Linked DNA regions of Homo sapiens: regions 1, 3, 4, 5 and 6 are each linked to region 2. Evidence: read pairs that join two places in POLR2A ChIA-PET (ENCODE). Cell type or tissue: MCF 10A. All regions are shown on one strand.

Region 1 (4,000 bases), 69 kb before region 2:
GTTGCAGTGATTGTGCCACTGTATTCCAGCCTGGGTGACAGAGTGAGACCCTGCCTCAAAAAAAAAGAAACTACCAGCATTATTCTTGGAGAAAGGCTAGAAGGGCAGAGAAGCTATCTTTGAAAGACTGAGATTAAACATGAACATGCAGAGTTAGTTTCTCTCTGTGTGTATTCTCGTACATTCTTCTGTACATTTATTTTTATTATATTCTTATACATTCATCTGTACATTTATTATTATTTAGTATTATTTCCATACATTTACACATATATGACTATTACATTGGCAGGGAGTAATCACAACTCCAGCACCTAGTACAGTGCCTCTGCATATGGGTGTTTAATACCTGAAAAATGCATATTAGCATAAAGAGTAAGTATATGGGAGGTTGGTAGTAGAAAGGAAAAAAATCATTACTCCTCTCCAAGGGTAGAGGGCCTTGAAATGTATAGCATAGAGTGGCAGAGTTTTGAGGAATGAGAAGGGAAGAAATGACTTTCCAGGCAAAGGAAATATTACTGCCTACAGTACTGCAGAAATGAAAGTAGTAGCCCCCCCTGCCCCCACCGCATGATCTAGCTAGTAACCTAGCTGGAGCATAGGTTAGCATAAGATGGTAGGTTGCAGTGGATGGGATTACAGGAGTCAGCAGGGCTGGATTATAAAAGGCTCTGTGTGCAATGCTATCTGTTAGGATACACAGAGGCTTTGAAGAACTTATCCACACTTAAAAAAAAAAACAACAGCTGGGCACTGTGGCTCATGCCTGTAATCCCAGCACTATGGGAGGCTGAGGTGGGTGGATCACCTGAGGTCAGGAGTTCGCGACCAGCCTGGCCAACATGGTGAAACCCCTTCTCTACTAAAAATATGAAAATTCGCTGGGCATGGTGGTGCACGCCTATAATCCCAGCTACTTGGGAGGCTGAGGCAGGAGAATCGCTTGAATCCAGGAGGTGGAGGTTGCAGTGAGCCAAGCTCGTGCCATTGCACTCCGGCCTGGGCAACAAGAGCAAAACTCTGTCTCAAAACAACAACAACAACAACAAAACACCTCTGAAATCAAGCAGAGGCTGGCTCTAGATGGAGGAGAGGCATTCCAGTGGTTCAGGGGACCGACAGCAAAGAGCTGAACAAAATCAATGGTAACAAAATAGGAAGAAGAGGACAGATTTGAGAGATAGCTGGGAAGAAGAATAAACAGAGCATGGTACAGAAGTGAGATAGAGGGAAGCATCAGGAAGACCGTGGCTTTGGCTTGGGTAAATGCACAGAAAGAGTCACACCATTGACTGATAGCAAACACAAAAAGCAGGTTTCAAGAGGCAAAGGAGAGACAGCAGGCTCAGTTTTGCCTACACCGAGTTTGAGACGTGGGTGAAACGTAGGTGGAAAAGTCCAGCAAGAAGGTGGCTATAGAACCACCTGGAGGAAGGGAAGAGGGCTAGAGGAATGGCTTCGGAGGTCATCAAGATACAGGTGGTAGTTGAAGTAATAAGAGGATGAGCTGGCACAAGAAGAGTGCAAAGAGGGCCCAGCAGGCCAGGAATTAAGCCCCGGGGAACACAAACACTGAAAGCCATTTAAGATCATCTAATTACACATTCACTAAACAATGTTCTGATTATACCTTGGCTGCCCATGCTGGTTTTCCCTCCAGGATAAAGTACATTGATCAATATAAATCAGTATTTGGGTCCCTTGAAGTTAAAATTATACGAATTAGCATTCTGGCCTATAGCCAGTCTCTTGTGAGTTTGGTTATTGTGATTTGTTCCTTCCCAGTGTCCCTACTTTCCTCAACCTAATTAACCCAGAGACTAGAGTTGTGATGCTGGGAACAGGCCACGGACCCTAGCAGGCTACCAGGGCCCTACCACCCAGGAAAGCTCCACTTCTAATCTAATCTTCTTTCATCAGGAACCAGCCAGCCCTGTTTTCACTCGTCTCTGTCTCATATCTAACCTCAATCCTAGCTTTGAGTTACAGCCTTGCCACATATCAGCTCCATAACTAGGAATGAATGAGTGAATCTTAATTCACAGCTATGAAAAGAAGGGGCTGGCATAAAATGATCTCTAAAGTCTCTTCCAACCAACTCTTTTTCTAGAAAGTACCACTGAACCCTCTGAGAACATAAGGGAACCTGAAGAGGATCCACAACTGGGAGGGATACAGATAGGCTCTCAAAAGCTGGCGCCTCCTCCAAGACTTAATCTGCCAGGAGAACTCAGTGAAAGTTTCTCAGTCCAGCATCAGGGGATTTTCTCAGCCAGCTTACAAGAGGCATTTGAGTGAGTCACCCCCAGATATTTGGAGGCACCAGTCAACCAAGAAAGGGTAGGTCCTTCTGCCAACAAAGCTGAGCTGTCCTCTCTGAGCAAGTGCAGGTCTTGTGGTTAAAGAGCTGTGTGCCGGCATCAGGCACACACACACACCAGACGCACTCCCCACCCACAACCCTACCTTCTCATACTCGTCCTCCCCAGGGTTGTGTTTCTGCAGCCAGTCTGCCAGGGGCCGGTCCTTGAACGAGCCGGTCACCCCATGCTCCACCTGGATCTTACGCAGGGTCTCAGCATTAGGGATCATCTCCACCATCCCTGTGAGGGGAGAAATGGGGGTCACGTTCCAGACCAGAATGAAGGGGACTGCAGGGAGAGGACTACAAGGACTGTGCTCATGCTTCCCTATAAATTAAGCTGTAAGGCATTTGGACTAAGTCTGATAATAACAGGAAGAGAATAACCATAGAAAGGAAGGTCATTCCCACATTTCCTATTCCATACTGTGACTTTTTGGTCTCTCCAGTTCATAGCTGCTGCTCCCTTTGTTTTTAGCTTTTACTATGGGAATTTGAAAATATATATAAGAATAAAAAGAATGGTATCATGACTTCACATGTAACTATCACCCAGCTTCAAAAATTGTCAACATTTTGCTAATCTTGTTTGCTAATCACACAACCCTATTTCTCCACTCCCTGCCACCTTGGTTGGAGTATTTTAAAGCAAATCCCAGATACTTTATTTCACTCATAAATATTTCAAGTGTAATTAACAAAGACACCATGCCATTGTCACATCCAAAAAATTAACAATCACTCTTTAATCTAACTCAATCTATATTCAAACTTCCCCCAACTGTCTCTCTCCTTCTCTCTCTCTCTCTATATATATATTTTCACACAGGGTCTCATTCTGTCGCCTGGTCTGAAGTACAGTGGCACCATCATGGCTTACTGCAGCCTCAAATTCCTGGACTCAAGCGATCCATCTGCCTCAGCCTCCCGAGGAGGTGGGACTGCAGGCACATGCCATTAGGCCTGGCTAATTTTTTATAATTTTTATTAGAGATGAGGTGTCTAGGTTGGTCCCAAACATTCCTGAGCTCAAGCAATTCTCCCATCTCAGCTTCACAAAGTGCTGGGATTACAGGCATGAGCTAGCATGTCTGGCCCAAAAAATATTTCCTTACAATTGGTTTGTTTTAATCAGGATCCAAAGTCTACACAATATGCTTGGCTGTCACGGCACCAAGTCTGTTTTACTTTATAACAGTCTTCTCCCATGCCTCCCTTTTAAGGCTATCCCACAGCTTCTCATGAAATAATCTTGCCCTTTTCACTTTCCTGGAGGAGGACACAGTTTGTGTTGGCAATGGGCAGAAGGACAATAAGCAAAGCGGTCCCCTCCTCCACCCTCACCCCTACTCCCAACTGACCTCTGCCCCGGCCGGTGGAGAAGCAGCGGAAGATGACCATGCGCATGTCCAGCCCCTCCTGGACCCAGATCTTGCTCATGATGCGAATCATCTGCAGCGTTAGCATGTCCTGGCGAAGGTCGTCCCCACACTGGATGGAGGGAGAAAGTGACCAGATCTAATCTCCACTACCTCCCCAGCTCTCAGGTCTCCCAAGTGCTCAACCTTGGCCCTAAACTAACAGTGACAGGGAGTTCCCCAGCCTCACACCCCTGACCTGCTCACTCAGCTCACA
Region 2 (4,000 bases):
TAAGACTCCGACTCAAAAAAAAAAAAAAAAAAAAAGAAAAGAAAAGAAAACGGCAACTTGCCTGAAAGGGGAGGAAAGGCAAAATTCAATCTAAATTAAAGGTCTAAACTCCTTTTCCCGCAATCTTAATTCAGACCTTTCCACAATCACGTCTATTTTCTTATAGTATTAGCTCCTCTGTGCATGAATCAAAAGTGTCTTTCCTTCTTTTGTGCTAAGTAATACTTATCTAACAACTACATCATCTGATGAATGGAAATGTATTTTTCATTAATGGGAGAGATGTTGTAATCTAGTTTGGTAGAATAATTAAAATTAAGAGATCTTATCAGGGAAGTGCTAAATAGAAGGCAGAAGTATAATAAAAAGAGGTTGCTCCTTGGCACAGCTGCAAAGATTGAAAGAAAAAAAAAGAAGAAAGGAAGGAAGGAAAGAAGGAAGGAAGGAAAGAGAGGTTGTAACCCCATGTCTAAATTTTGAATATTCATCTTGGTTGCCCATTTTTCTGTCATTTACTACCATTAATTTCCTTTTAGAGAGTTTAGTAAATACTGGTAACTTATCAAACATGAAACAGCTGAAGAACACATGTTCTTCATGGAACATGTGTGAATGGAACAAAAAGAAAAGGAAAGGAAAATATTTGTTTTGCTTTATCTTGCTAAAACAAAAAACAAAAAAAACCCTTTAATTCTAATTAAAACCTAAATGTAGCTACTTAAAAGGAAGCAGGCCGGGCGCGGTGGCTCACGCCTATAATCCCAGTACTTTGGAAGGCCAAGGTGGGCGGATCATGAGGTCAAGAAATCGAGACCGTCCTGGCCAACATGATGAAACTCCGTCTTTTCCAAAAATACAAAAATTAGCTGGGAGTGGTAGCGCGCGCCTGTAGTCTCAGCTACTCGGGAGGCTGAGGCAGGAGAATCACTTGAACCCGGGAGGCGGTGGTTGCAGTGAGCCGAGATCGCGCTACTGCACTCCAGCCTGGCGACAGAGTAAGACACCATCTCAAAACTGAAAAAAAAAAAAAAAGAAAAAAAGGTAGCAACCTATATGGAGTGAACAGAAAGAGCTTTTCTTCGGGAGCGCCCGGATAGCTCAGTCGGTAGAGCATCAGACTTTTAATCTGAGGGTCCAGGGTTCAAGTCCCTGTTCGGGCGTTTGTAGTTTTCGTTACTTTAACCTGCTAAATTATCCCATCAAGTCCCAAGAGCGGACATCGTAAACCCTTACATTTCAAGTTGAATTCAAATCATTTTTCACTGGGTTCAGAATATGCTAGATAGACGTGTTTTCAGGGAGGAAAAAAAATGACTGAAAAGTCATTTAATTTCTTGGAGAGTATCGAGGTCTGGCACAGTGGTTTCCCAGAAAAATATTTGTTTTTTGATGGCTCATAATTGAGAAAGGAAGAAAAAAACTTAAAAGCAAGCACCTTGTGCTCTCACCACAAAAAAAGGTATGCGAGGTAATGCATAACCTTATCAGTTTGATTTAATCATTCAACAATATATACGTATTTCAGAACATGGTGTTATACACCATAATGTGTACAATTTGTATTTGTTCATTGAGGAAAAGAGAACAAGACGCCCGAACAGGGACTTGAACCCTGGACCCTCAGATTAAAAGTCTGATGCTCTACCGACTGAGCTATCCGGGCTCCCGTAGACAACAGCTTGTTCTGCCGTTTCTTACATAAGAATGAGGACCCTTGAGTGATTGCATCATCCACACTGTGAGACTGCTTTAACGCCAAGAAAGTTCGTGATTCGTGCGTAAAAGGAAAAACAGAAGGCCCAAATTCTGCGCCTTTCACCAGCATCACCAGCTAATTTAGAATTGCGAGATATTTATGCGCCTAGTAAGCATGATTAGGTAGGCTTTTTTTATTTGTAGTTAAATAGGTTCAGGATTAAAAGAATGGCGAGGTGTCACTTTTGAAGTGCTGTAATAACCTTCGATCTATTTTACCATTGATAACAGAATGGGCATCAGTGCTAAAACCTATCCAATAATAGAAAAAAATGAATCTGTCTAAGAGACTATGAATATGCTGTTCTGAAGCTATCGGGTTGCACTGTGCGGTATAAAGTGAGAGAAAGGAAGGATGGTGAGGTTATCCAATAGGTCGCCTGAAAGCATCCAAGTTGTTTTTTTGTTTTTGTTTTTGTTTTTTTTGAGACGGAGCCTCCCTCTGTCGCCCAGGCTGGCGTGCAATGGCACGATCTCTCGGCTCACTGCAACCTCCACCTCCCGGGTTCAAGCAATTCTCCTGCCTCAGCCTTCCGAGTAGCTGGGATTACAGGCGCCTGCCACCATGCCCAGCTAATTTTTGTATTTTTGGTAGAGACTGGGTTTCATCGTGTTGGCCAATCTGGTCTCGAATTCCTGACCTCCGGTGATTGGCCCGGCGCATCCAAGTAATTTTAAGGGGCGCAAACTCTGGAAGAGTTCACCAGCAGCGACCTTGGGGGTAGAAGCCCTACTAAGCTAGAGAGACAGGAAAACTGAACATGGCATTGAAGAGAGATTGTTTTGATCTTGGCATTGGAGGTTCTTCCCTTCCGTAGCCATCAGTAATTTGAGCACTGCCCTTTGCTATGGAGCTGGTGTTGAGAATGACCACGGTAGAGCTTTGAGAGTGGGACAGTAAAGGTCTTTGTTAGCTGATGTTACTTCACCTTAATTCCATCCTTAACCTCTTTCGGGGTGATTGCTCTGGTCCAGCAATTCCACTTTTAGGAATTTGTCCTGAAGAAATAATCAGAGGTGACGGGGCGCGGTGGCTCACGCCTGTAATGCCAGCACTTTGGGAGGCCCAGGAGGGCGGATCACGAGGTCAGGAGTTCGAGACCAACCTGATCGACATGGTGAAACCCCGTCTCTACTAAAAAATACAAAAAAGTTAGCCGGGCGTGGTGGCACACTCCTGTAATCCCATCTACTCAGGAGGCTGAGTCAGGAGAATCGCTTGAAGCTGGGAGGCGGAGGTTGCAGTGAGCCGAGATAACACCACTGCACTCCAGCCTGGGCGACAGGGAGAGACTCTGTCTCAAAAAAAAAAAAAAAAAAAAAAAAGAAGAATCAGGGGTGTACAAAAAGATCTGACTACAGGAGAGATCGTCACGGCATTTTAATCAGAAACGAGAAAAATAGCTACATAAATTATGGTACGGCCTTAATTATTATGCAGCTATTAATAATCATGTTTCGGAAGAATAGGATTTGGGAAAAAAATAGAAAACATTTTTAAGTTAGGAAACATTTCAAATCAATAGGGTTTTGTTTGTTTTGTATTTTCAAGAAAAGGGTGCATATATGTGCACTGAAAAACAAAGGATAAAAAAAGACAACAAACAAAGGATAAATGCTTATACAAAACCTGGGTTCTGAAGTTAGGTGCTCTATTTGAATCCTGACTACCATTGTGTAACCTTGAGCAAGCTATTTCTCTGTGTGTCAGGACAATAGGATGACTGTGAGATTTAAATAATATAGTATATAGACATTGTTTGCAATAGTGTCTGACATGTAATAAGCATTCATGGAGGCACATAAAGATTTAATGGCAAAGATGTAACAAGAACAGATCCTATGGATCCTGCTCTTTCAACCTTCTGTGACACCATTCACCTTTCAACAAAGAATTAACATATTTGATTGAAGTGGAACGAGATGTATAAAGCTGATTTTTAAGGCTGGGCACGGTATCCTAGCACTTTGGGAGGCCGAGATGGGAGGACTGCTTGAGGCCAGGAGTTCGAGAGCAGCCTAGACAACATAGCGAGACCTGCCCCCTCCTGCCGCCACCCTCCCCCCACATAATCAATCAATAAACTGGGCGTGGTGGCACCTGGCTGTGATTCCTGCTACTGGAGAGGCTGAGGTGGGAGGATCGCTCTTGCCCAGGAGTTCAAGATCAGCTTGGGCAATGTGGTGAAACTCCCTCTCTACAAAAAAATACAAAAATTAAAAACTAGCCGGGTGTGGTGGCGTG
Region 3 (4,000 bases), 130 kb before region 2:
TATCACACTGTAATGCAATCCTTGATTTAGTCATCTGTCTCCTCCATTGGACTGTGTGCTCCTTGGGGCAGGAACTCCATCTTATCCATCTTTACAGCCCTGGCAGCTGCCTGCGGCACCAATTAACAATTTTTTTTTTTTTTTTTTGAGATGGAGTCTCGCTCTATCACCCAGGCTGGAGTGCAGTGGCATGATCTCGGCTCACTGCAACCTCCACCTCCCAAGTTCAAGTGATCCTCTCACCTCAGCCTCCTGAGTAGCTGGGGCTGCAGGCACTCACTACCATGCCTGGCTAATTTTTTTTGTATTTTCAGTAGAGACGGGGTTTCACCATGTTGGCCAGACTGGTCTCAAATTCCTGACCTAAAGTGATCTGATCCACCGGCCTCAGTTTCCCAAAGTGCTGGTATAACAGGCATGAGCCACTGCGCCCAGACCAATTAACATTTGATGAATGCTTGATATGGTCATAACTGAGAACTACTCTTAACTCTAACCACAATCCCGTACTTTTGGACTTTATTTAGAGGCACTCTCAATATAACCATCAGCAACATCAGGGTGTGTGTGGGGAGATCTTCCTGGGAAAAGAAACAGCCTGTGATCCTTCTCATAGATCCCAAATTCTCAACCTGGAGGGTTTAAAGTGTATACATCTGATAGATGGTAAAGCTAGGAGATGCCTCAGAGAACATTTAGTCCAATCCTCTTGTTTTGAATATGGCAAGTGAGGAACAGAGAAGGGAAAGGGGCTGGTCAAGGTCACTGAGAAGGGTGGTGGCTGAAAAGGATCTGCCCACCAGTGTCTCAGGCCAGAGCTGTTTTCATTACATCCTTCGCACTCCAACACTGGAAATGGACTCTGCCAACATCCTGGCTGCCAGATCTAAGTTAAGTCCATTCTCCAGAAGCAGAAGACACGCAGAAACCCATGATGTCCAAATTCTTTCTCTCTTCTCAGATCCTACAAATTTCTAGTAGAGAAAGCTTCATTTGACAATGAAGCAGAGCTGCACCTGGGAAGCACAGATGAAGGTCTAGGTGCCCCTTCGTTTCTGAATTGGAGAAAGTTGGCAGATCAAGGTAGCAGACTCTGCCAGGCTGCAGTCCCCTGTCACCAGCCATATGAAACACCTGTAGGACTCACGCCACTGACAAAGCACAGAGCCACCTGCCTAGCCCCTGAGATGGCCAAGAATATAAACGGCCAGAGTTGCTGCCAAGATGCCTCAAGGGAAAATACCAGCAATCAGTGCACTCCCAGTCCAACCTGAGCAACCAGTAAGGGCAGCTGCTTGTGCTGAACGTGGGCAGAAACAGGGGACAAGATGACATATATTTGAAAACATGTATTACACTACTGTCTTCTTCGAGCGCCTCTTGATCTATTTTTCCACGAGATTTTTGTCTTGTTTAATGTCTAATGTAGCCTGGGGTTCCTGGGGACATTTACCTAGATGAGAAAAGGCCAGTGGCTCAGATTTGTAAATGTTTATTACTCATTTGAAATAAGAAATCACGTTCGAAAATATTTCCCTAACTGTGGTCTAGTCTCGCTAGTGACTTTTTGCATGCTAGTTCTTGTTTATGATTAGTTATGATTAGTATTGATACTGCTAGTAACGACATTTTAGCAAAAGAGCTAAAGACATGTAGAAAAAGAGTAGAAAACCCAAATAAAAGCAGCTATTGGTTCAACAATTACCTAGAAGAGAGAAGGAGGGTTGATAGATTAAAATGAAAATCATACATGGCTGGCAACTAAGTCAGAAATTTAGCTGTCTGATTGCTTTTCCCCCCACAGCAAATTTTTTTATCCCTTTAAAAATGTTTATTTATTTATTTATTTGCTTAAAAACAGGATCTCATTTTGTCACCCAGGCTAAGGTGGTGCAGTGGCACAATCAGAGCTCACTGTGACCTTGAACTCCTGGACTCAAGCCAGCATCCCACCTCAGCCTCCCAAAATGCTGGGATTACAGGAGTGAGCAAGTGCGCCTGGCCTCTTTCATCTCTTTAAAAGGCAACCAAGCATTTGGAAAAAATATATCAGTAATATTTATAAATTATTCTGATTCTCTATTACATTCTGATGTCTTAATCACTTCAACATTACTATTTCTGGTTTGATATCTGTGGTAGGCTGAAAAACATCTCCTCAAAAGCTATCTGCATCAAATCCCTGGAATCTATTAATGTTCCCTTATTTGGAAAAAGGTCTTTGCAGATACAATTAAGAATCTTAAGATGAGAAAATCATCCTGGATTACTGGGGTGAGCACTAAATCGAATGACAAATGTCCTCGTAAGAGACACATAAGAAATGTAATAGAAGAGGTGGAAGTCATGTGACCATGAAAACAGAGATTGGAGTGATGTGGCCCCAAGTTAGGGAATGTTGGCAATCACCAAAAGTTAGAAGAGGCAAAGAGTACATTTTCCCCTAGAGCTTCCAGAGTGCAGCCCTGCCAATACCTGGATTTCATCCTGAACTGTGAGAGTATAAATTTCTATTGTTTTAAACCACCCAATTTGTAGTAATTTGTTACAGCAGACATGAGAAATTAATACAGTACCTACAAGAAAATCACAACTCAGTGAGGGCCAGGTGTGGTGGCTCACACCTGTAATCCCAGCACTTTGGGAGGCTGAGGCAGGTGGATAACTTGAGGTTGGGAGTTCAAGACCAGCCTGACCAACATGGTGAAACCCCATCTCTACTAAAAGTACAAAAATTATTTGGTGGTGCACGCGTGTAATCCTAGCTACTCGGGAGGCTGAGGCACGAGAATAGCTTGAATCCAGGAAGTGGAGGTTGCAGTGAGCCGAGATTGCGCCACTGCACTCCAGCCTGGGTGACAAAGTGAGACTCTGTCTCAAAAAAAAAAAAAAAAACCCTCAATGAGGACTGAAATAAATGTCCATTATTTTTACCTCTCCAGCATCTACTCTCCCTTCTTCTGTTAATAGCTGCAGGTTTCCTTTTGACATCTATCTACCCTCTGCCACTCTCAGCCTGTGTGGGCTGGCCCCACCTTTACTCTCAAGCTCCATTGAGGGTTGGGCTGTGACACAGATCTGCCCAGAGATCTGACAACTCTCCATTCCCCTGGTGCAGGAAAGGACACAAGACTCAGACAAGACCAATAAGACTCTGTTTTTTAAAGATGCCAAAATTCTCGGGAAGAAGCCCTTTTCCTCTTGCATTTGAAGGTGGCATGAGTTGTGTTGCCGTTGCTGGGGTCGTCATGCGGGGGCTGCCTGAAAGTGAAACCAACACAGGAGGAAGTGAAGCCAGAAGACGGCGAGAGAATGGGTCCTCCATATATCCTGGGAGCCCTGGGATCCAGCTTGCCAGAGAGGCTCTACCCCTATATTTCCAGCTATATGTGCCAATAGACCCCTTACTTCCTTTCTAGTTGGTTTGAGCTGGGTTTCTGCCCCTAACAAATGAAAAAGTCCTGACCGATATAAAAGTCACACACAAAAAAAGGCTTTTTGTGTGTAATGGGAAAGCCAAAGAGATAATCATGTGTGTTTCTAGTGACTCACAAATAGGAGCTCTTCTGTTCTGAGAAAACCACAATTTTAGATCAAGAAAGGGTCTTAGTGATCATCTACCCCAAAAAAACACATTTTTCCCAACGAAGATACTAGAGAATTCAGGAAAGTACCCAGAGTTGTGGCAATTCCACAGTAGAGTTAAGACCAAAACTCAAATCTCCTGAAAACCTGACCAGTAGAAAGTTCACATTGAGACATTTGCTACATCATTTAAACATATTTGGCCAAGAGACTCACATAGTTACAAGAAGATTATAACAGATTCCTTTGCTCTATAAAAGAATAGCCACAACAGCAATCTGCGTTGAGGGCTGGTGTTTAATAGTTATGCTCACCTGCAGGCAAGGTCACTAGCCACTGTTGATTTTCTTCCAAGAACTAGGAAGCAAAGGAAAGGAAGGCAACAGCTATCTCTGCTGGCATTCGAGATATGGCT
Region 4 (4,000 bases), 84 kb before region 2:
CACACCCAGCTAATTTTTTGTATTTTTAGTAGAGATGGGGTTTCACTGTGTTAGCCAGGATGGTCTCGATCTCCTGACTTCGTGATCTGCCTGCCTCGGCCTCCCAAAGTGCTGGGATTACAGGCGTGAGCCACCGTGCCTGGCCCTGGTAGTGAACTTCTTAAATGCAGAGAACTGTCTTAATTTACCTTGGTAAGCCCCAATCCAGTACCTAGAGTACAGGGCCCAGGATGCATTCAATACAATGTATTTTTTTATGAATGGAGGCATGCCACTAGGTAGCACTGGTAAGAACTGTAAATGTTTGTTGCAGAATTCATGAATGAGCCATACTTACTGTCCAGGGCAGTGGTAATGGAAGATGATATATATCATGTATAAAAAGCACCCGAAATACCAATTAGACCAACTTAAGGGATTGTATTAAACATTGCCTAGGAGGGGTTGCACAAGGTTTGGAGTGCAACAAACCTGGGTTCAAACTCCAAGACTTATTGGCTGTGTGCCCTTAGGCAAGTTACTTCATCCCTCTGAGCTTCAGTTTCTTCATCTGTAAAATGGGTAATGGTACACACCTGATCAAGTTGTTGTGAGGATAGATTTAGCTGACAAATGTAAAAATGGTCAGTGCAGTGCACTAGTGCATATAAAAGTTACCATGTGGTGGTATAAAAAACCACTATTATTATTTTCATCTCATACATCAGATGTTTCAATGTAAACATGTGAACATCAACCAATTTTTTTTTTTTTTTTTTTTTTTTTTTGAGACGGAGTTTCACTCTTGTTGCCCAGGTTGGAGTGCAATGGCACGATCTCGACTCACTGCAACCTCCACCTCCCTGGTTCAAGTGATTCTCCTGCCTCAGCCTCCTGAGTAGCTGAGGTTACAGGCGCATGCCACCATGCCTGGCTAATTTTTGTATTTTTAGTAGAGACGGGGTTTCACTATGTTGGTCAGGTTAGTCTCGAACTCCTGACCTCGGGTGATTCACCCACCTTGGCCTCCCAAAGTGCTGAGATTACAGGGATGAGCCACTCTGCCCAGCCAAACATCAACCAATCTTTAAAATGATAGTTTCAGCTGGGTGCAGTGGCTCACACCTGTAATCCCAACACTTTGGGAGGACAAGGTGAGAGGGTTGCTTGGACTCAGGAATTCAAGACCAGCCTGCGCAATGTAGCAAGACCTTGGCTCTACTAAAAATTACTTTTAAAAATTATGGGAGGCTGAGGCGGGTAGATCACTTGAGCCCAGGAGTTCAAGACCAGCCTGGGAAACATAGCAAAACCCTGTCTCTACAAAGAATAAAAAAAAATTAGCCAGACATGGTGGTGTGCACCTGTGGTCCCAGCTACTGGGAAGGCTGAGGTGGGAGGATGGATGGAGTCCGGGAGGTGGAGGTTGCAGTGAGCCTAGATCTCACCACTGCACTCCAAGCCTGGGCGACTGAGAGAGACCCTGTGTCAAAAAAATAAATAAAATTATAGTTTCATTTTTTTCTCAAATGTCATTTATTAGAAAATACAATTCCCGAGAAAGGAGATACAAGGGATTCTGGGAAGTGGGAAGTAAACAGTACACAGATCTCTTTAAATCAGGAGCATATAGGTCATAATAAAATGAGCTACAGGCACAAAGCCAGTAACACATTTATGGTCCGTTCATCTGGAAAAGTTTCACCGCCCACTCCCCACTCCTCTTCCCCCTCCTGGAAGCAGCCAGCTTTATCCTTGGCATTTTAATTTTAGAGAAAATTTAAACTTCCATGCTGCCCTGTGGCTTCGGTCAATGGAGCTTCTTTCTCCAGTTATGGAATGAGTCAGCAAAACGGGGAGTTTCTGATCCTTGGAATTAGGGAGGGACAGTTTACAGAATGTCCTCATTTCACTCTTTTCCCAATCATGGGAAATATCCAGCCAATTCTGGTTTTAAAGATTCATATCAAATTCAAAGTCCCTCCCTCCTTTTGGCGAGGAAGACAACCCTTTGGAGCGAAACACAAAAGAGCAAATGTAAAATCCATCTGGGGCGGGGCATGGTGGCTCACGCCTGTAATCCCAGCACTTTGGGAGGCCAAGGCAGGCAGATCACGAGGTCAAGAGATCGAGACCATCCTGGCCAACATGGTGAAACCCCGTCTCTACTAAAAATACAAAAATTAGCTTGGCGTGGTGGCACATGCCTGTAATCCCAGCTACTCGGGAGGCTGAGGTAGGAGAATCGCTTGAACCCGGGAGGCAGATTTTGCAGTGAGTCGAGATCATGCCACTACACTCCAGCCTGGCGACAGGGCGAGACTCCGTCTCCAAAAAAAAAAAAAAAAATCCATCTGGTAGGGAATAAAGAATATGAAGAGATAAGGGAGTCAGTCTCAGTCTCTCCCTTCGGGCTCCTGAGCTTAGCTCCAGGGGAATAATCACCACTCCAATCCAGCCTCCTACTGACCAAAGAAAAATCATGGGGCAAAAAACAACAGTTTTGATGGAATCCCCCACCCCATGCCCCTTTCCTTCAGATAGGGCATCCCTTTGGCTCCAGACTAAATAGGTTTATGGCCCCACAGAATGAGGAAAAGTCTTATAAAAAGGGTGACAGAAATGGAGTTTGGGAGGGAAGCAGCACAGCAGAAAGAAGTGGGGAGTGATGGATGGGGAATGCTTTCCAGAGGCTACCTAGCAAGCAGTCAGTAGCATCTGCAGCCTAGGGACCTCTTCCCAGGGCCAAGATGCTCTTGGGTGAAACTACATCTAAGGACTGAGTCAGTATTTTGTCCCACCAGAGACAAATGAAGGGAGAGACCTATGGGGAAGCACCCCCAGCATATTCATAGAGACCAGCTGACCCCCAGAAGGGCCAGGAGAATGGAGGGGCAAGGGGTAGAAAATGGTATTCAGGGCAAGTCCTAATAAAGTAGGGAAGACAAGAGGAAAAGTCCCCCCAAAAGAGCATGGGTCCCTGAATACGGGTCCTTGGCAGAACCCCAATACGGAAGGCCCTTCCTTACACATGTAGGTATCACAGCGCTCTCCTTTGGAGGCAAAATCAGAAAGGCCCAGTGGCACAAGCCTCAGTCCAGCACAGGCAGCCCTCCCCAACCCTCCCCAACCTGTCCTTAGAGAGGGCTCTGGCCGAGGACCCACTGGGCCCCTCCCCAGATAGTTCCTATAGCTAGAAAACGAAACAACAACAACAATAACAAAAAAAAAAAACCTAGGGAAAAGTCCAATAAGAACCTTAATCATACAAAAAGTCCAAATAGTCTTCCTCTCTTGCCTTCTGGGGCATAGGTACGTCCCTTCTCGCAAGGCTTCCTGTCCCAGTTAGGACAACATCACTATTTCATTTTTTAAAAATAAAAATTAAGATATCCACCCACCCACCCCCAAAATGCTACTTCATACAGCCCACCCCACACACTCCCCAAACCAAGCATTGCTCCCTTGACACAAGGTAAACTTAAAACTTTGCTGCAACCTCACAGCCTCCAAGGGGCTGCTCATCACAACCAACCCAAGTTCAGTCTCCAGAGGAAGAGACAGCAGAGCATGTCTTACTCTCCCTGCCTCCTACCACAGAGGCCAGAATCACCTGGACCGAGCTGGAGGCCTGCCCAGGGCCCTGGCCCTTCACAAGGAGGAGTCTCACAGGGGAGAGTCCTCTCCCCCAGCTCCTGCCACCAGCCTGGGATGCTGGGTGGTGGCTCTGCTGGGCTCACAAGGTGCCATGACTTCGAGATCCCAGGGCGAACCAGCCGGTCTTCTCCTGAGCCAGGTCCAGCTCTCGCAGGCGGATGTTCACCTCACCGAGGAGGACGTTCTCCCAGAATCCCTGCTCACTCAGCACGCTCAGCTGGAGCTCCCGCTGCTGCAGGTCACCCTTGGGGATCCCATCATATACCAACTGCAAACATAGAGATGGGTGAGGGAAGTGGTGAGAGAAGGAACAAGAAGAATCCAGAGGGAACCCGAGAGGGAGATGGTAAAGTCTGTTGGGGGC
Region 5 (4,000 bases), 76 kb before region 2:
GCCAGGAGGAGAGGCAAGCCCACCCACCTCGGCCACCTCAGGGGGTGCGTGGATCAAGTGCCAGATGTAACCGTTTAGCTCCTCCCTCCGCCGCTCGGCCACCGCCTCTCCCCGGGAGCGGCCGATCACGAAGCGACTAGGGAAGCTGGCGTGGCAGCGTAGGCAGCGGGGATGCAGGAGGTGAAGATGGGGAAAGAAAATGGACACAATGGGCTTTTTTCACATTTCATTTGCGTTTCCAGTCCCCTAGCACCCATTTCCCAGCAGCCTCCATTTCTAGGGACCCTCACAATTCCTCCTGTGCTGCACATCTGTGCCCAGGTCTGACACCTGCTCAGCATCTCATGACTACATTTCCAAGGGCCCCAGACAAGAAAACCAAACAGCAGGCCAGAGTCCTGTGGCTCCCCAGAAATGGCTCGGGAGCCCTCAGTTTCTCCCATCGATGTAAAAATCCTTTTTTTTTTTTTGAGATGGAGTCTCGCTCTGTCACCCAGGCGGGAGTACAGTGGCGCAATCTCGGCTCACTGCAACCTCCACCACCCGGGTTCAAGCGATTCTCCTGCCTCAGCCTCCCCAGTAGCTGGGATTACAGGCACACACCACCGCACCCAGCTAATTTTTGTATTTTTAGTAGAGGGGGGTTTCACCATGTTGGCCAGGCTGGTCTCAAACTCCTTAGCTCATGATCTGCCTGCCTCAGCCTGCCAAAGTGCTGGGATTACAGGCATGAGCCACCGCACCCGGCCAAAAAATTCATTTAAAAAGTTGTTTGTTTGTTTTGAGACTGAGTCTCGCTTTGCCGCCCAGGCTGGAGCGCAGTCACGTGATCTCAGCTCACTGCAACCTCTGCCTCCCGGGTTCAAGCGATTCTCCTGCCTCAGCCTCCTGAGTAGCTGGGATTATAAAAGCATGCCACCACACTAATTTTTGTATTTTTAGTAGAGATGGGGTTTCACCATGTTGGCCAGGCTGCTCTCGAACTCCTGACCTCAGGCAATCTGCCCACCTAGGCCTCCCAAAGTGCTGGGATTACAGGCGTGAACCACTGCGCCCGGCCTGAAAAGTAGTTTTTAAAAAAATTGCAGTAAAATATGTGTAACATAAAATTTGCCATCTTAACCATTTTTAAGTGTACAGTTCTGTGGAATTAACCATATTCACACTGTCATGCAACCATCGCCACTATCCAACTTCATAGCTCTTTTCATCTTGCAAAACTGAAGCTCTGTACCCATTAAACAACCACACCTACCTCCCCTCAGACCTGGGCAACTAGCTTTCTACTTTCTGCCTCTAGGAGTCTGACTACTCCAGGTAACTCAGATAAGTGGAATCGTGCCGTTTTTGTTTTTTTGTGACTGGCTTATTTCACTTAGCAGAATGTCCTCAAGGTCCATCCACGTTGTTACCCGTGTCGAAATCTCCCTCCATTTTAAATGCTGAATAATATCCCACTGTATGTACATATGACATTTTGCTTATCCATTTGAAAAATGGTGTAACTCTTTAAAAAATTAGAAATTTTGAAACATCAGATTCAACCATGCCTTCCTTTCTGGCCAGTGGGCCTGGAGTGAGAGCTCTTGCGTGCAAGGAGAGCTTGGCCAGCAGGGGGAGCACTTGTCATCAAACTCCATACCAGGCCAAGCAAAGCAGGCAGATGTTTAGTCCAAAAGGGTATTTTCTGCCCCTGCAGCCCTGACCACCTCCCATCCCGTATCCTTTCCCCCTCCCCGACATCCCTCTGTGCAGATAGTAAAGGGGGCAGCTACCTGGGCAAGTGGGAAGAAGGGAAGAGCAGCCGCAACTTATTGTGTAATTCCTGGAACTCCTCAAAGGTCCGCTGGATGTAGGTGGCCTCGTGAGTGTTCTCTCGCATCACCTTTACCACATATATCTGCAAAGGTCCAGATCTTAGGGTGTACCTGCCGAGCCCTCTGCACCCAGTGAAGGGTGTAGGAAAGGTCCGGAAGTGTATGTATGTGCTGAGGGGAGGGGCACATTCCAGAAGGAAGAGAGCAAGAGTGGAGACAGATGATAGCACATACACAGGAATCTAAAAGCAGACTTCCCACATATGTTGCCAGGATCCTTGACTCAGAGGGAATAACCATCCAATTCAGCTACCCAATTCTAGGCAGATCACGTGAGCAAAGGAGAGGGAAGTGGTCCAGGACTGCTCCCAGCACAGGACGCTCGGTCAACTCCTGTGCCCACTGTGCAAGTGTGGAAAAAGTCAGGATCCCAGCAAGCCAGGGTCAGCAGAGAGCAGGAAAGGGGGTCAGATTGGAGAAAACACTTACATAGCCTTTGTTGGGGTGGAAGATCTTCTCATGGCGGCAGAGGAAAACATCACTGATTCGGCCAGAGCTCTTGAGAGTGTGTGTTCGGGAGGCAAAGGAGAGGGTCAGCCGGTCATCTGAGCCCGTGAACTTCATCTGAGCCAGATTATGGATGAAAAAATTGAGCTTTGTGGCTACACTGCCCAGGCTGGACTCAATCAACCTGGCAGGAGGATAAGAAAAGAGGATATAACCATGAACCCAAATTCCTGCTGCCTCGACAGGGGTGTTCCAAGGAATATTCCTGACTCCTGAGACTAACAATCAGCTCAGATCAAACCATTTTCCTGTGTCATATCCTCATAAAGCAAATGACTGGCACACAATAATCTCATGCAATTTGCTCATGTGAACCCCAGGGTCTTATCTCCTCCCCTGGCTGCCCACCTGAGCCAAAAACCATCAAACCAAGGTAGAAAGGAACTAGGAACTCACTCTCTCTGTGTAAATGTCTAAATATCAAAAAATTTCAAGGTTCATTACAATAGAACCTCACCAAGCACTGTTCAATCTCAGATTTCAATTCAGCGGGAGAGGTCCTGTGTTAGGAGACCTAACAGAGAAAGTTTAATTCTCTGAATTCCAAAAAGAGTGGAGAACATTATCTACAGGGACCACATTTTGCAGGCATTCATAGATAAACACATCCTTGCTTTCACACACAGTGTACCTAAAAACATTGTCAAATATGAGGAGACTGAATCATGGAACTCCATGTTCTGGCAAGGGGGAAGCGTCTGACCAAGAAAGTTAAAAGTTATTACAAAAGCCACATTATACATTGCCCCATAGACAAAGTATTTGATGGGACCTAGTGAGAATGTAGATAAGAGTGATGGCAATACCCTTGTGTGCAAAGGTTAGCACCAAAACACAGATGGGAAACCAAGGCTGAGAGAAGCAAAATGATTTACCTAAATCACGGGCAAAGTTGGGACAATGTATCCACGTGGTCAGCTCTAGGCTCTAGCATCTGAGCTAAGCTTTTCACCTTTCCCCAGTCCTCCTCCTGCCAATCCGGCAGGCTGGGAATTACTCAGGGTGGGCAGTGCTGATTCGCTCAGGGAATCATTTTACCTAGTGAAGTAGGTAGTGGCATTGGCCTCTGTATCCTGAGGCCTCAGGGCATCGTACACATACTTGAGGTCCTCCAGGTCTGAGAGTTCAGGGATCCCACAGGACAACATCTAGAAGGAGCAGAAAGAAGAAGAGAGGGTGCCTGTAACAACAGAGAATTCTTGCTGCTTCTCTACCCTTAGGCAAGGTTTTCTACAGCTAGGCTCCCTAACCCTTCTAGAGGGTGGTAGACAGATGCTGTGGGCAGTGGCTGGAGGGCCACAGGAACTGAAGGGCTGGAGCAGGGAGTCAGGCACCTACACAGACATCATTGTCCTCAGGTAGTCTGGGTCCCTGCCTTTATCTAGGGCAGGCAGGTATTCAGTTGGGGCTCAGAGAGGTAAATCTCTAGAAATCCTCTGCGGCAAGACAGGGAAGTCTTAAAGATGATGCCAGATAATAAGAAGAAGGTATTCGGAAAGGGATGGAGCTCCTCACCAGGCCCAGAAGGTTGAGGAAGAGGTGGGTGTGCTTGCGAATGAGGTTGTAGGCTTGGCAGCAAAGGTCAACAAAATCATGGAAGCGGCTGGAAGGCTTGT
Region 6 (4,000 bases), 300 kb after region 2:
CCTCCCTGTCAATGAATTTTTTTGAAGAGTTTGAAGTTAATGCATGCACACCATAAAGAATTAAAACAGTGTAAAACTAGTATTGATTGAAAATCTAAGCTCCCTCCCAGCCTGACTCTTGGCCCACAGTTCCCTTCTCATGTTAAGCTGGTACCTGTCTCATGGGTTATCTTTCCAGATATTTCTAGGGATATAAAAGCTTATATTTTAATGCAAATAGCCACATACTACACATAGTGTTCTATATCTTGTTGGTTTTTTTAAAGAGATGGGGTCTTGCTATGTTGCTCAGACTGGAGTGCAGTGGCTATTCACAAGTGCAGTCATAGGACACTGTGGCCTCTAGCACTTGGCCTCAAGCAATCCTCCCATCTTGGCCTCCCCAGTAGCTTGGACTACAAGTATGTGCCACAACACCCAGCTTGTTGATCTTTTCCTTACTGATTGGTAGGAGCTTTTACTCATTAAAGGAACCATTTGTTCATGATGTTGCAAATATTTTCTCACTCTGTCATTCATGCTTTTACTTTTTTATGGTGGTTTTTGCTACCATAGTAGAAATGTATGATCTGAGCTTATCAGTTTTTTCTTTTATGACTTCAGGGCTTGAACCATACTTAGATTGTGCACACTTCAAGATTATAAAAATATGCTCCCAGATTTTCTTTTGATACTTGTATAGGTTCAATTTTATTTTAAAATATTTGATTAGTGATCTAGTACTAGTTTTTCTTTTTGACTTTTGCTTGTTTAAATTTTTTATTTAATCCTAAATTTATTTTTAATTATTATGGATACATAGTAGTTGCACATATTTAGAAGTAGTTTCAATTTTAGGAATGATTCTGCTTTTTTAAGTTACAATCTATCTTGGATTTCATCCTTACCATTTTATGAAAGTCATCTCATTCTTTTTCACTGTGTTAATAGTTACTCTATCACATGGACTTACTATAATTCATTAAGTGTGGTAACTCATGACTGTAATCTCAGCATTTAGGGAGGATCACTTGAGGCTAGGAGTTTGAGGTCAGCCTAGGCAACATTAAGACCCCCATCTCTAAAAAAAAATAAAAAATAAATTAGCCAGGAGTGGTGGCACATGCCTGTAGTCCCAGCTACTCAGGAGACTGAGGTAGGAGGATCACCTGAGCCCAGGAGTTTTTCAGTGACTTATGATTGTGCCACTGTGCTCCAACCTGAGCAAGAGTGAGACCCCACCTGTTTAAAATAAAAGGGGAATAAGGCTGGAAGCATCACACTATCTGACTATACTACAAACGTAAAATGCACTACAAAGCAATAGCAATCAAAACAGCATGGTACTTACTCGCAGAAAAACAGACACACAAAACAACAGAACAGAATAGAGAGACCAAGAATAAATCTATGCTCTTACAGCCAACTGATTTCCAACAAAGGCATCAAGAACACACATTGGGCAAAGGCCAATCTATCCAATAAAGGGTGCTGAGAAAACTGGATATTCATATGCAGAAAAATGAAACCAGACTCCCTATCTCTCACCATGTCCAAAAATCAAATAGAGACGGATTAAAAACCAATGTAAGGCCCGAAACTGTGAAACTACTGGAAGAAAATTGGGGAACCCCTTCATGACATTGGTCTGGGCAAGGATTTTTTGAATAAGACCAAAAAAGCACACGCAACAAAAGCAAAAACAGGCAAATAGGATTCCATTAAACTAACAAGCTTCTGCACAACAAAGGAAATGATCAGCAGAGTGAAGTGACGACCTACAGAATGGGAGAAAACATTCATATACTTCGCATCTGACAAGGGGTTAATATCCAGGACACACACGGAACTCAAAGAATTGTAAGTCTTAAACGATGGCTTTAAACAAATTTTGTGAAAATTTAACCATCAGGTCTGGTATAAGCCAGCTCCAGGACACCACTGGAAGGGTTCCTGTTTTGGAAGCTGGACTCTGTCCTCCTCTTGGAGCCCTCGGAGAGAGCAAGCGAGGCTGCTCTGTTCTGGAGGCTCCGTGCCCCTGAGGCCTTTGACCCCGTTACCCGCGTTCCTCCCCTTGAAGCCCGGTCCCGCTCTCCCAACACCAGTGTTCTGCTGCCCCCTAATGGCAGCTTCTGCCATCTGCGGCTGTCCGGGAGCTAGATCCACCGCAAAGTCCACCAGCTCCGCTCCAGGATCAGAGACCCCTGAGCAGGTTAAACAATCTTCCCCCTCCACTCCAGACTTTTGGAACCCAAGGACGGCCGGGTCAGAGTACCCAGGACCTCAAGCCCCGCTGCCCCTTGTCCATCCCAGAATCGTGGTTTCCCACTGCCCTCTGCAGTGCCGCGGCGAAGTGATGAGCCCGGCACTGTGGCGCCACCTAGTGCCTCTGCTGGGTCAGTGGCACCTGCACCTGCACTGCCAGCCCCCTGCTGGGAGAATTCCGACTCAAGAACTGTAGTTTGTTGTGTGTTGTTTTTGCTTTGGGGCTCACTGGGAAACTCTCACCAGTCACCTGCATTACAGCCTGGGGCTTCCTGTCACTGTAGAGCAGGTAAGAAGAGGAGGGAAAGAAAAGACCTCAGCAGCACAGCACCAGACCTTCCTCCACTTGGTGGGGCCTTCTGACCACGAATGGTGAATAGTCCAACTAACAACTAAAAGCTCCAGCTGGGAGGACCCTGGAGCTCCCCTGAGCCTGTGGCCTTCAAACGGTACTGACCAAGCCCATCAGTAAGCAGTGCATTTTACAACGCAACAGTCCAGGACACCCCTGCGTTGAAAGAACTCAGGAAGCAATACTTACCCTTAGTATGCATAGCGTATTTTGACACTTCCATTACTTTTGATTCTAAAAAAAAAAAAAAAACTTGCCACAACTTAATAACTGAATTCACAGTTCATTAATGGGTCACCACCTACAGTTTACAAAACAATAATCTAGCCCTCAGTTCACTGAGAAGAAACAGAGGACAAAGAACAAATTTGCCCAATAGCAAATTAGGGGCAGATTCAGATCTAGGATCTAGAATCCAGGTCTCTGATGCCCAGTCTCATCACTTCAAGGCCTCCTCTGGGCTCTGTACCAAGTTCCTTTTGCACTGAAGCACAGAGCTCTGTCTCTCTCTGTGGCCCAGATCTATATAGGGCAGACTGTCAGGATCTGACTGCAGGCCCCTTTGTGCCCTGGAAGTAAGGGGTTGTCAATTGCTGTTTCTCTTATAATGAACTTCTCCTGTTCTAGCACAAGGCGGCAGCAAAGAGAAGCAAATGGCCTTGATAGTTGGAAGGAAAAAGGAGAAAATAGGCTCTGGGCAGTTCCGGTAACCTAACAAGTAAATGAGTAGCGTTAGCGTTTTGCTTGAGATCAAAAGCCAAAGGGCGGTATTTTGTCAAAGACCTTTGGAACTTAATTTTAAAAGTTAAGGAGGGCCAGGCATGGTGGCTCACACCTGTAATCCCAGCACTTTGGGAGGCTGAGGCAGGGAGATTCCTTGAGTCCAGGAGTTTGAGACCAGCCTGACAACATAGCGAGATCTTGTCTCTACAAATAAAAAACAAAAAATTAGCTGGGTGTTGTGGTGCACATCTGTGGTTCCAGCTTCTTAAGAGGCTGAGGCACGAGGATCCCTTGAGCCCAGGAGGTTGAGGTTGCAGTGAGCTGTAATCATACCACTGCACTCTAGCCTGGGTGACAGAGCAAGACCCTGTCTCAAAATAAATAAAGGCTAAAGGGTGTTGGGAATACTCTAGTCTAAACAATACCTGATGCACTGTTTGTTGCAGGAGTGTTGATAAAAAAGAAATCCGTAATCTTCCTAGAGAGCATATGAATTTTATTTTAAAATTTTAAAATGTTCAAACCCACTGATCCAGAAATTCCACTAAAAGGAATATATAAAGTGCTAATTTTATCCATACAAAGTTGGTCACCACAACATTTGATATTTTTTTGACAGAAAGAGCTAAATAATATCTACATGGAATTAGTTTTAAATCTTGTGTACACCAAAACCAAAAA

What was found. ChIA-PET counts read pairs that join two places held together with the same protein. Peaks named below come from ENCODE experiments on the same cell type or tissue, not always from the same donor. Only the 100,000 strongest peaks of a DNase experiment are listed, where the experiment ranks them.
Region 1: POLR2A ChIA-PET joins it to region 2 with 26 read pairs; 32 of 35 experiments call an interaction of 5 or more read pairs at or near these places.
Region 3: POLR2A ChIA-PET joins it to region 2 with 13 read pairs; 19 of 35 experiments call an interaction of 5 or more read pairs at or near these places.
Region 4: POLR2A ChIA-PET joins it to region 2 with 25 read pairs; 26 of 35 experiments call an interaction of 5 or more read pairs at or near these places.
Region 5: POLR2A ChIA-PET joins it to region 2 with 25 read pairs; 32 of 35 experiments call an interaction of 5 or more read pairs at or near these places.
Region 6: POLR2A ChIA-PET joins it to region 2 with 12 read pairs; 6 of 35 experiments call an interaction of 5 or more read pairs at or near these places.

The regions. Positions count from the first base shown.
Region 1 is chr1:204,436,466-204,440,465 of GRCh38, forward strand. PIK3C2B (phosphatidylinositol-4-phosphate 3-kinase catalytic subunit type 2 beta) reads right to left here. Exons shown (of 33, transcript NM_001377334.1): 22 at 3,727-3,856; 23 at 2,470-2,606. Among named protein-coding and RNA genes, the nearest start is that of PPP1R15B, 27 kb to the left of the region's middle. In MCF 10A, no CTCF peak of the experiment used is centred here; a DNase peak (open chromatin) is centred at 2,316.
Region 2 is chr1:204,505,440-204,509,439 of GRCh38, forward strand. TRK-TTT3-1 (tRNA-Lys (anticodon TTT) 3-1) reads left to right here and starts at 1,088; the gene lies at 1,088-1,160. TRK-TTT3-2 (tRNA-Lys (anticodon TTT) 3-2) reads right to left here and starts at 1,663; the gene lies at 1,591-1,663. RefSeq lists an enhancer at 1,033-1,949 and silencers at 1,121-1,200, 1,541-1,590, 3,742-4,000. In MCF 10A, no CTCF peak of the experiment used is centred here; DNase peaks (open chromatin) are centred at 1,152, 1,682 and 2,422.
Region 3 is chr1:204,379,385-204,383,384 of GRCh38, forward strand. No RefSeq gene overlaps it. Among named protein-coding and RNA genes, the nearest start is that of LINC00628, 12 kb to the left of the region's middle. RefSeq lists an enhancer at 3,092-3,141. In MCF 10A, no CTCF peak of the experiment used is centred here; no DNase peak of the experiment used is centred here.
Region 4 is chr1:204,421,137-204,425,136 of GRCh38, forward strand. PIK3C2B (phosphatidylinositol-4-phosphate 3-kinase catalytic subunit type 2 beta) reads right to left here. Exons shown (of 33, transcript NM_001377334.1): 33 at 1,497-3,904. The coding sequence ends at 3,716. Among named protein-coding and RNA genes, the nearest start is that of PPP1R15B, 11 kb to the left of the region's middle. In MCF 10A, no CTCF peak of the experiment used is centred here; a DNase peak (open chromatin) is centred at 1,885.
Region 5 is chr1:204,429,894-204,433,893 of GRCh38, forward strand. It overlaps PIK3C2B (phosphatidylinositol-4-phosphate 3-kinase catalytic subunit type 2 beta), which reads right to left. Exons shown (of 33, transcript NM_001377334.1): 25 at 3,900-4,000; 26 at 3,423-3,532; 27 at 2,307-2,508; 28 at 1,776-1,900; 29 at 28-145. Among named protein-coding and RNA genes, the nearest start is that of PPP1R15B, 20 kb to the left of the region's middle. RefSeq lists an enhancer at 1,468-1,762. In MCF 10A, a CTCF peak has its summit at 1,611 (motif pointing right); a DNase peak (open chromatin) is centred at 1,618.
Region 6 is chr1:204,805,028-204,809,027 of GRCh38, forward strand. No RefSeq gene overlaps it. Among named protein-coding and RNA genes, the nearest start is that of NFASC, 22 kb to the right of the region's middle. In MCF 10A, CTCF peaks have their summits at 2,353 (motif pointing left) and 3,228; DNase peaks (open chromatin) are centred at 2,104, 2,354 and 3,244.